2 separate regions of the Homo sapiens genome follow, and region 1 is linked to region 2. A link is a loop called in an ENCODE intact Hi-C map of the cell type or tissue named here. Cell type or tissue: PC-9. All regions are shown on one strand. Each heading gives the region's core, and the rest is flanking DNA. Links, peaks and the distances in the headings are about the cores only.

What was found. A loop is a pair of places that touch in the nucleus more often than their neighbours do. Peaks named below come from ENCODE experiments on the same cell type or tissue, not always from the same donor. Only the 100,000 strongest peaks of a DNase experiment are listed, where the experiment ranks them.
Region 1: it touches region 2 in a loop (4-fold over the local background); 2 of 110 quality-filtered maps call a loop at or near these places.

The regions. Positions count from the first base shown.
Region 1 is chr1:183,620,506-183,625,891 of GRCh38, reverse strand. ARPC5 (actin related protein 2/3 complex subunit 5) reads left to right here. Exons shown (of 4, transcript NM_005717.4): 4 at 1-5,046. Among named protein-coding and RNA genes, the nearest start is that of ARPC5, 13 kb to the left of the region's middle. In PC-9, for the core only: CTCF peaks have their summits at 2,293 and 2,493 (motif pointing right); DNase peaks (open chromatin) are centred at 2,511 and 2,810; H3K27ac peaks cover 3,539 bases.
Region 2 is chr1:182,852,559-182,857,882 of GRCh38, reverse strand. DHX9 (DExH-box helicase 9) reads right to left here. Exons shown (of 28, transcript NM_001357.5): 5 at 4,465-4,577; 6 at 3,705-3,853; 7 at 1,305-1,351. Among named protein-coding and RNA genes, the nearest start is that of DHX9-AS1, 16 kb to the right of the region's middle. In PC-9, for the core only: no CTCF peak of the experiment used is centred there; no DNase peak of the experiment used is centred there.

The sequences.
Region 1 (5,386 bases), core at 255-5,254, 770 kb before region 2:
CAAAATTCTCTTTCTTTCACCTCAAATCTATTTCTTGTACTTACCTACTCACAGCGACTTCTGTTTGCTTTCGATCTTCACCTGACTAGATTCCCACTTTAAAACACTTCCAGGCAATTCAGGGTCCTATGGGTGAAGATAAGCTAAGCAATAGGTATTATTCTTAAATATTACTTAGAGATGGGGACTTGCTATGCTGCCCAGGCTGGAGTGCAGTGGCTGTTCACAGGTGTGATCATAGTGCACTGAGGCCTCAAACTCCTGGCTTCAAGCAGTCCTGCCTCAGCCTCCCGAAAAGGTGGAACTACAGGCACATGCCACTGTGCCTTAGCCAATAGGTATTAGAGGTAGTCAAGTAGGTATAGCATAACCAATTACAAACTTTAAAATCAAATGATACTGAATGCTTTTTCATAAAATCCTTCTTAACATCACTTTCATAACTGAAGCGTTTGGAAAAATTCTGGAGTTCATATTTGTTCACAAGAATGGGTGGGTGTATTTAGAATCTGCCAGTCTATCAGCTTTACTGAGGGGAGATACTAAAAATATTTAACAAGTAGTATAATATAGAGACCGAGTCAAAATGGATACTAGCTGGAAACAACTGGTTCAACTGTTGCCTCCTGACTAAATGTCAGCCCAGGGTATAGTAACCATGACACAGTACTATCCTTGGTGAAGAGTTGGGAATAGGATTAATTGCGGAAAAAATATATATAAATGCCATAGGACACTTTTAGCACAAAAGTAGTTGTTTACCTCCCATTCTCCTCCTTTAATCTCAGTGCTTTTACTATTTGGTTTCTTTTTTGGCATTTTACAAAAGGGAAGAAATGGAAAACATACCCCTTCTTGGTCATTGGGTAACAGCACCATTTCGGTAACAGTCATACTTGATGACAAGTATGATGATATTTTAAGGACATGAACATGGGTGAAATCAATGTGTAGATGGTACAAATTAACCGAATTCTTTTTAAAGCATTTCCTGTGGATCCCAGGATCATGAGGACATAACAGAAGAATAAGGTCTGAATCTTGTTCACCAGTTTGCTCTCAGCCTAATTGGGAAGTAAGGTTAAGCACCTGAAAATTATGTCATACAAAAAAAAAGAGAATTAACGTCATACAATTTAGCATTTGACTGTAAATGCAGTTAGTCAATGTTGGGAGAACAACAAAATCAGGGTGGATCAGAGTATTTAAAGTGAGACATTAATTTGAACTAATCCTTTGGAGGGGCAGAAAGGACAAACGGTCCAAGTGAAATGAACAGAGTAGAAAGAGAAAGTTAAAAGTGGGTTTAATAGTCACTGTTCTTGCAGTTTTAATGTTTTTTGTTTTGTTTTGTTTTGTTTTGTTTTGTTTTGTTTTTTTTGAGACAGAGTCTCGCTCTGTGGCCCAGGCGGGAGTGCAGTGGCGCGATCTCGGCTCACTGCAAGCTCTGCCTCCTGGGTTCACGCCATTCTCCTGCCTCAGCCTCCCAAGTAGCTGGGACTACAGGCGCCCGCCACCACGCCCGGCTAATTTTTTGTATTTTTAGTAGAGACGGGGTTTCATTCACCGTGTTAGCCAGGATGGTCTCGATCTCCTGACCTCGTGATCCGCCCACCTCGGCCTCCCAAAGTGCTGGGATTACATGCGTGAGCCACCGCGCCCAGCTGCAGTTTTAATGTTTTTAACATAAGAATTCTAGATGGTGCAAATTATTAACAGGATCAGAAACTATCTCCGTGATAGATTCAAGAAAGTAAAATTATAGGAAATCATAATGTTTTATTAGCTGAAATAGACATTGATGATCACTTAGTTTAACCCCATGTATAAAGGTAAAAAAGAAAATTAATTAATTAATTTTTTTTTTTTGAGATGGAGTCTTGCTCTGTTGCTCAGGCTGGAGTGCAATGGCACAATCTCGGCTCACTGCAGCCTCCACCTCCCAGGCTCAAGCGATTCTCCTGCCTCAGCCTCCTGAGTAGCTCGGATTACAGGCACGCATCACCGTGCCCAGCTAATTTTTGTATTTTTAGGAGAGATGGGGTTTCACCATGTTGCCCAGGCTGGTCTTGAACTCCTGACCTCAGGTGATCCACCCTCCTCCGCCTCCCAAAGCACTGGGATTACAGGCGTGACCACCGCGCCCAGCCAGATTGATTAATTTTTAGATACACAATTTTTCCTTTAGATTTACAACTAACATCCCCTTACAGACAAAATATGTTAAAAGCACCAAAATAATTGAAAAACACACCCAATTAAGGAACAGACCAACGGCCTCTGTAGAACCAAGTGCCCTTAAACAAGGCTGCTTCTGTCCATATTCCTGCCGCGGGACCTCTGCCCCACTCCCTCTCCCCCTCACCCCAATGTCACTAGTACAATATGTGAAAACCCCAATGTGAAAACGTTCTGTGCAGGTGCCTCTTGTATGATTCCAGATATGGAGGAGGCCCGGGAAGCCCACAGAGGTACAGCATGTCATCTGCCTCAAGGTGGTGCTACTTCACCACATTGATGATCCAACCACAAGCAACATGGGACACAGCATTCACTTTAACATTTCTATTTTCCTTTATCATTTCTGTTACTTGAGTGTGTAAGAGTAATCAACATAAATAATCTATGTTTACATCTCTTATTTCTCTCTGAAACAGTTCCCTAGAATCCACACCACATGAAACACAAATTGAGTAGTGTATGACCCACCTGAATTCCAAAGCATTCTAAAACTCCCGTATTTTCCAGCCTAGCAGTTAGCTCCTGCTCTGCAAGACACACCCTCTTGACCTTGCTGCTAGACTGTATGGGCCCCCTGAAGTCATAGTAGCTGGCTCTTACTCATCCCCACATTCACTTGGCATAGTTGATGTTCAACAAATATCTCTTGGTTGCATAACATTGAACGAGCCAAGTCACCTAAGAAATCCTTAATTTATACACAGGTTCTTAGGGTACCTGAATAGGGCAACACATCAGAAGTACAAATTGAGAACTATACAAAGAGTAAAATAATTCTTGGGTTCAAATACCCTAGAGCCAATCAAGTTTAGTCACAAAGAATTTCAATTCACTTCAATGTGGACAGTTAAGAAGGGAATTTATCAGCCTTAGGTGGAAATCAGAGCCACCATGAGTACCACGTGCAGCCCCTATAGTGTTTAGCTTTGCCAGAAGTCACCAGAGAAAGTGGCTGAGGAACAGAATTCCAGCTCATATCTGGCTAACAGTGGCACTATGGGAGTTTATATGATCTGTTCATTATTCTGTGGCATCACCTTCTAAGAGCAGAGATGTGACCCAATACCCCTTGTTTTCCTTAAAGATAACCATTAAATTATATCCATGAATTTATATCACCGTCCTTGACTTTATACGTAGATTTTTCTAATTCTGTCAACCCTTAGGGTAATGAATAACTTAAATGGCCAATGCCTCTGAATAACATCATACTTCCTTTTGTTTCTCCAAAAATTGAATCAAGATGCCAGGGCAACTAAGATTTTCTTCAATTTGCTAAGTTAAAGGTCAGTGTATTCATTAGCCAATGGTTCTGTATTTTATTCATTTTAGTTTTTATTCGTTTTCAAATAATTTGTTCATATTGTTCAATATTCAAAAGGTAAGAAATATGTACTGTGGTAATTTTCCATTCCACCCTAGTTCCTCTTTTGACAACCAACTATTGTCACTTAATTCTTAGGCATCCTTCCAGATACAGTGTATGCATTTACAGGCAAATACCTATATAAGATTTTACCCCTTTGTGTACATAAATACTAACATACTATATATAGTGTTCTGTTCCTTGCTTTTTTCATTAACAGTATATTTTGGTGGTAATTTCCTATCAATACATAAAGAACTTCCTTATTCCCTTCAGAGGCATTTGAACCAGAGCAATTCCTTCTTGAATAGAAGCTGGGTAAAATAAGGCTGAGACCTACTGGGCTGCATTCCCAGATGGTTAAGGCATTCTAAGTCACAGGATGAGATAGGAGGTCAACACAAGATACCGGTCATAAAGACCTTGCTGATAAAACAGTTTGCAGTAAAGAAGCTGGCCAAAACCCACCAAATCCAAGATGGCAATGAAAGTGACCTCTGCCTCTGGCCATCCTCACCGCTACGCTCCCACCGGCACCATGACAGTTTACAAATGCCATGGCAACATCAGGAAGTTATCCTATATGGTCTAAAAAGGGGAGGCATGAATAATACACCCCTTGTTTAGCATATCATCAAGAAATAACCGTTAAAATGGGCAACCAGCAGCCCTCGGGGCTGCTCTGCCTATGGAGTAGCCATTCTTTATTCCTTTACTTTCTTAATAAACTTGCTTTAACTTTACAGACTGGCCTTGAATTCTTTCTTGTGTGAGATCCAAGAACGCTCACTTGGGGTCTGGATTGGGACCACTTTCCGATAACAATTTTATTTTTATGACTGCATAATAATTCTATTATATAAATAAATGTACCATAATTTACTTAACCATTTCCCTATTGATTTAGGTGGTTTCTGATCTTTTGCAGTTACAAACAGTGCTACAGTGAATAGCATTATACACAAGTCATTTTACATATGTTCAAGCCTATTTGTAGATCAATTCCTAAAAGTGAAAGTTAAGGTCAGTTGGAGGGCATTTAAGGGAGATATTGCTAAATTGCCTTTCTTAAAGGTTTTATCAATTATACTTTCTCCAGCCGTGTAGAAGAATGCATGTTTTCCCACCCCTTTACCTATTCTATGTGTTTGTCATAAAACATTTTTTAATCTTTTCAAATCTGATGTTTTAAAAATGGTATCATATATTTGCATTTCTCTTAATGTAAATGAGATTGCACATCTTTTCACATGCCTAATAGCCAGTTGTATTTTCTTTTCTATATTTTTGTATTTCTATATTTTCTTTGCCCTTTTGATGGTCTTTTTCTTACTGATTTGTAGGAGCTCTTTTCAACAGGAATGTCAAATATTTCTTGCATTTTGAGTTTCGCTTTATAATAGCTTTTACTATAAATAAAAAGGTTATTTTTATTTTTATCTAATTGAGTTTATTAATCTTTTCTTATGGCATTTAGAGTTCAAGTCATACTTAGATTTTCCTGGCTCCAAAATTTAAAAATAGAAATTTCATGAAGTGTTCTTGGATGTTTTTATGATTTTAAATTTTAGTTTTTTTATTTTAAAATATTCATATTTTTCTTTTCAACAATTGCTGCTTCAAATGTAAACTAGAAGAGATTAGTTGGTCCCCATATGGAAGTCTTATCCTAATATATTGACTTGGTTGGTTTTCTCAGGACTTGAGGGTGTTTTCTTAAGACAAACTACCCAAAGTATTTCGCACGTGAAAGCACAGTTTCACTGTCATTCAGGCAAG
Region 2 (5,324 bases), core at 302-5,301:
AGGACTCATACAAATCAATATTATGAAAGCAAATAACCTATTTCAACAAAGTTGTCACTGTTAATATCAGACATTAAAATGGGGAAGAAAACATAGTTTGAAAAGACAAAGAGTAAAAAATAAACCAGTAAAAGTAATTGGGTCCAGAGTGGTTACCTAGACCAGGATTTGGGAAACTTTTTCTATAAACGGTCAATTAATAAATATTTTAGGCTTTGCAGGCCATATAGTATCTTGTCACAACTACTCAACTCTGCCTTTAATGTGTGAAAGCAGTCACTGACAACAGAGTTTGATAAACCATAGGACTGGGAATGGCTTTACGTTTTTCAAGAGTTGTAAAAATAAAATGAGAATAACAATGTGTGACCTGTAAAGTCTAAAATGTGAGTGTAGCTATGTTACAATAAAACAGTTCTTATAAAAACAGGCAGTACGCTGGATCTGGCCAGAGGGCTATAGTTTGCTGACCTTAGCATTAAACTAAAGCTAAGTTACTCATATCCTTATAGAAAATATTAACAGAAAGTTTCCTCTCCTCCTGTATCATTCATCCTTAGGAGAGATGAATATAAAGCAAAGGGGTACAAAGGTATCTTTCTGCCTAACTAGCCAAATTAACCTCGATAAGGTAAGTGAGCTGACAGAAGTTAGCCTGCCTTTATCCTCTCTCCCTTAGTATTATCCATCCACTCAAAATAACTCATTGTATATATAAAAATGAAAAAATGTTTAAGACCAGGCACAGTGGCTCACGCCTGTAATCCCAGCACTTTGGGAGGCTGAGCCAGGCAGATCACTAGGTCAGGAGATAGAGACCATCTGCTAACATGGTGAAACCCCGTCTCCACTAAAAACAAAAAATAATCAGCCGGGCTTGGTGGCAGCACCTGTAGTCCCAGCTACTGGGGAGGCTGAGGCAGGAGAATGGCGTGAACCTGGGAGGCGGAGCTTGCAGTGAGCCGAGATCACACCACTGCACTCCAGCCTGGGCGACAGAGCAAGACTCCGTCTCAAAAAACAAAAAAGGTTTAAAATTAATTGACACTGGCAGACTCCTAATCATCCCACTGTGTCTTACCTTTGAAAGATTACACTAACATGGTCTGTTTTCACATGCAAACTGGGAGACTTTGCCTCTAATTTATATAATTACTAATATTCTAAAATATACCCTAGATGCTATCTTACATTATGTGCTCTTTCAAATAATACAGCTTCTGTATACGTGACTCAAGACTTAAAATGTGAAGATTCCTTCTCTATACAGAGACTTGGAATATTGGGGAAACAGTAACACTTACTTCTGCCCAGCTGCTTGATATAAATGGTCATTTCTGCAATAAAGCTCCTGTAACAACATATACAAGCAAGGTTAGAAATTTCACTGTTAGAAACCAGCAAATCCAGGTCTCCCAAGTCAGGCAGGCTTTCCAACTGCTTAGGCAAATCACAGAAAAAAAAAATTACCAACATTTATTTCTGCCCAACCCTAGAACAAATGAAGTATATAAACTTCAAATAATATACAACATGGCATAAGACAACTATAATCAAAGTTGATGAGCCAATTGTTCATGAAAGGAAAACGTTAGGGTATTAGATTTTATATTTACTTACTCTTATTCCAAAGGCTGGAGTCTCAAGAGCTAGAACACATTCAATGAAAAGGAATTTTCCACTTAGCTTGGAGCCAAGAAATAAAGTAGGCCCCAAATGTTTTACATTACGGTTATAATTATTTTAAGATTCCTTTGCATAGGCCACCCATTAATGACTGCGATCTATTAAGCTAATATACGCAAACTCACACATGCACATACACTTTGTGCATATCAGTGGCTCCTGAGGCAGAGTTCTCACATCTGCCTGCAGTTGGAAGCAGCCCTGGATGACAAAAAACTTAGCCTATTTTTATCACATTTATTTAAATCAGGTCCTGGAGAACAAAACACATGTTGTAACATTATATCTAAAACTGCTAGCAGAGTCTAAAAAATGAATTTAGGTTTTAGCAAGGGAAAAACTGCCCTTTGATAACTATGCATTCTGGTCCTTTCACTGCTCAGATACATTCTAACCTAGACTTGGTGGTGTGAATAAAAGGCTAGGTGAGGCTTAAGAAAAAAATAAATGTTAGACTCCTTCCTATACCTCGTGTGAACTGACCTTCAGGCACAGCGGCTTCAGGGGTCAAAGGCCACTGGCTTTCAGGGGAACAACATCCACCCTTTCATTAATGACATCGATGCCAGTATGTTTCTCAGCCAGGCTTAAAGTCAGCACTCAATCTCATTCTCCTCCACCTAGGGGGAACAGCGACACCAGAAATCAGTTTACAATAGTTTCCCATGTGATTGCTTAGTTCAGCCTAAGCAGCAGCACATGTGTGTATGAACACAGACCTCTGGTGTTGCTGTCTGTTATGCCTTTAAATAAAAGGACATACAAAGAGCAATGCTGTCCTGGCTCCCCCAACTGTCTGTGCCTCCCACATTGTCTTTTCCTGAATTCTTCACTGCTTTGTATCAGAAATCTATGATAAGATACTGATAACAAAAAATGTCTGCAACGATGAGCTTCAGGCACACTTCGGTATCTCATTGTTCTTAAAGTCACCAAGTGCTACCAAGCCCAATGCGTTCAGAAAGACAAAATATGAAAGAAAACAAATCATCAACAAATGTATCACTCCTTTGCAACCTGACGGTTTTAAAAAGGCTGACACCAGAAATATCTGAGAATTCAGGATTGAACAAAACAGTGGGAGGAAGGGGGAACCATGCTCTAAATATCATTTTGATCAGTGACAAAATTTTGTATTAATATTAATTATTTCAGGGTCGCTAGATGCATCCAATGGAGAACACTTTGATTTTCGAGAAAAATATTTTTAATGTATTTGGATAATTTATTTCATAAGTACGGACAGCAAACGGAATCATTCAAAAAGGTTTCCATTACAACCTCCCCTCCGTTCTAATAAAAATACATCGCTCCCCAGAAAAGTCTAATCCATATGAGCCTTCCTGGGAGTAATAATTACTACACCCTGGAATGCTCTCAGGAAGAACAGCAAGCAGGCTGAGAAACATACTGTTAAAATGACCTCCCTTTATATTGTTTTATACATTTAACAGGAAAAAAGTACACCCCCACATACAAAGACCAAGGCTGTTCCTTTTCGACCTTACGATAAGCCCTTAAATTTCACTAGGACTCCTAGGAAAGCTGGCAGTTTTCAAGGCTTAAGTGAAATGTGGATGTAGATGCAATACAATCTAATTCTGGGACTCAAAGCTTAAGTATCTAACCTGACCCATTAAAGAAATAGTAACTGCCTCTAACAATACCAAGGTGAAAAAAAAAATCACCACCTTTGGCTGGCTTTTACATCAACTAGGGACAAACCAGCAATTGTGGTCATGACTTTTGCCTTTCAGATTCAAATGAGCATCTTAAATGTCTAGCATGTCAAAAAGATTTACGCTGAACTTCTTACACAGCTAAAATTCACTCATGTGAAAACCATGGAAACTGCACAAATCAATAATTATTCTTGTGCAAATTAACGTTATCTTTTAACAATTCAATTCTAATCCACACAATTAACCAGACAACGTACAAAAATAGATTATATTCAACAGTGAATATCCAAAACCACCTTAACTTACTACAGAAGGAAAAGAATGAAACAAGCAAACCTGTTGTGATCAGGACCCACTTGGGTGTACTTATATTCTCCTTGGATCTTTTCTTTCTGAAAATATTGGTTTAGACGAGCTTTAGCATTTTCCAAGGTCCAGTTTCCATGAAGCCCAGCATTTAAATCCACTTCTTCTGATTCTAGAGTCTGTAGAATCAATGATAATTAAATTTGGCTGTGTTAAGTTTAGGTATACAAACAAGGCACAGAAATTTTTAATACTGTCTTTGTACTATCCTTTATAATGCAAAAGCTGTTTTTGATAGTTTATAATCCTAGTCAAAAACTGAACCAGAATTACTTTTTATTGCATCTAAAGGCCCTATTATATAAACAAGCTATTAGTTAATACATTGCATTTAAATTCTTCCAAAAAAAAAAAATGACAACTTCTTTGTGCTTGTTTTAACACTGAATACATGAAGTGGAAAAATAAGCTATACTAAAGACTTTTTTTTACTCTAAGTGCTCATAAAATAAGGTCCCCTGAGATAATTACATTTCCTATAAAGCTGAAGAGGAGATCTTTTTATTACTACCAAGAAAAAAATACTGTTTTTTTCCTCCATAGGCAATGTGAATAACAAGAGTAAATGGGTAGTTTAGCTTTATGATGACTTGTGCTAATAAGTAGTCTCAAATAACCTCTTAAAAGATGCACCCAATTATTAACTTGTGAATATCCTAATCCTAAGCTTTGCTGTTAACTAAGTCCCAAATCACATTCTCAGAGATGTAACCTACGGTGCTGGCCTTACCGCTTGCACTTCTTGTTCTTCCTTTCTTGAGTAGTAATCCTTCAAGTTGGCTCCTCGGTCCCAGGTGGGCCCAGGAACACCATAGCCAGAGGCCCCTACCTCAGAATTATTTTCTGTTAAAAGAAAAAAAATTCTCTTAATGAGTCATAACTGTAGAAAAATCCTAAATACATTAAAGAATTATCCTAATTTATGGCCGGGCATGGAGGCTCACATCTGTAATCCCAGCACTTCCGGACGCTGAGGTGGGTATCACGTGTGGTCAGGAGTTTGAGACCAGCCTGGTCAACATAGTGAAACCCCGTCTCTACTAAAAATACAAAAATTAGCCGGGCATGGTGGCATATGCCTGTAATCCCAGCTACTAGAGAGGCTGAGGTGAGAGAATCACTTGAACCTGGGAGGTGGAGGTTGCAGTGAGCCAAGATTGCACCACTGCACTCCAGTCTGGGTGACAGAGCAAGACTCTGCCTCAAAAAGCAATCATATGAAGTAGATACTACTGCTATTCAATAAACAGTAAATATGAGACTTAAGCAATATGACCCAAATCCTAATCTACCATATGGTAGACATCCCAATAAAAGCTGTGACTATACAGTAAATCCTCAATTAATGTCGCTGCTAGGTTCTTGGAAACGAAGACTATAAGCAATGTTGTAAGATAATAACATTGAAGGAAACAAAGTTATTCAAGGACCTACTGTAAGTCATTCTGCAATGGCCTGGATCCACAGGGTAAACAAACAAGTCAACAATATATTTAGTAAGAATAAGGAACAAGAAAAGGCAATTCATAAGATTCTTTCACCAAATATTCTAGCCTGTGGAAAACCTATTTATTCAGAGAAAAATGTAGT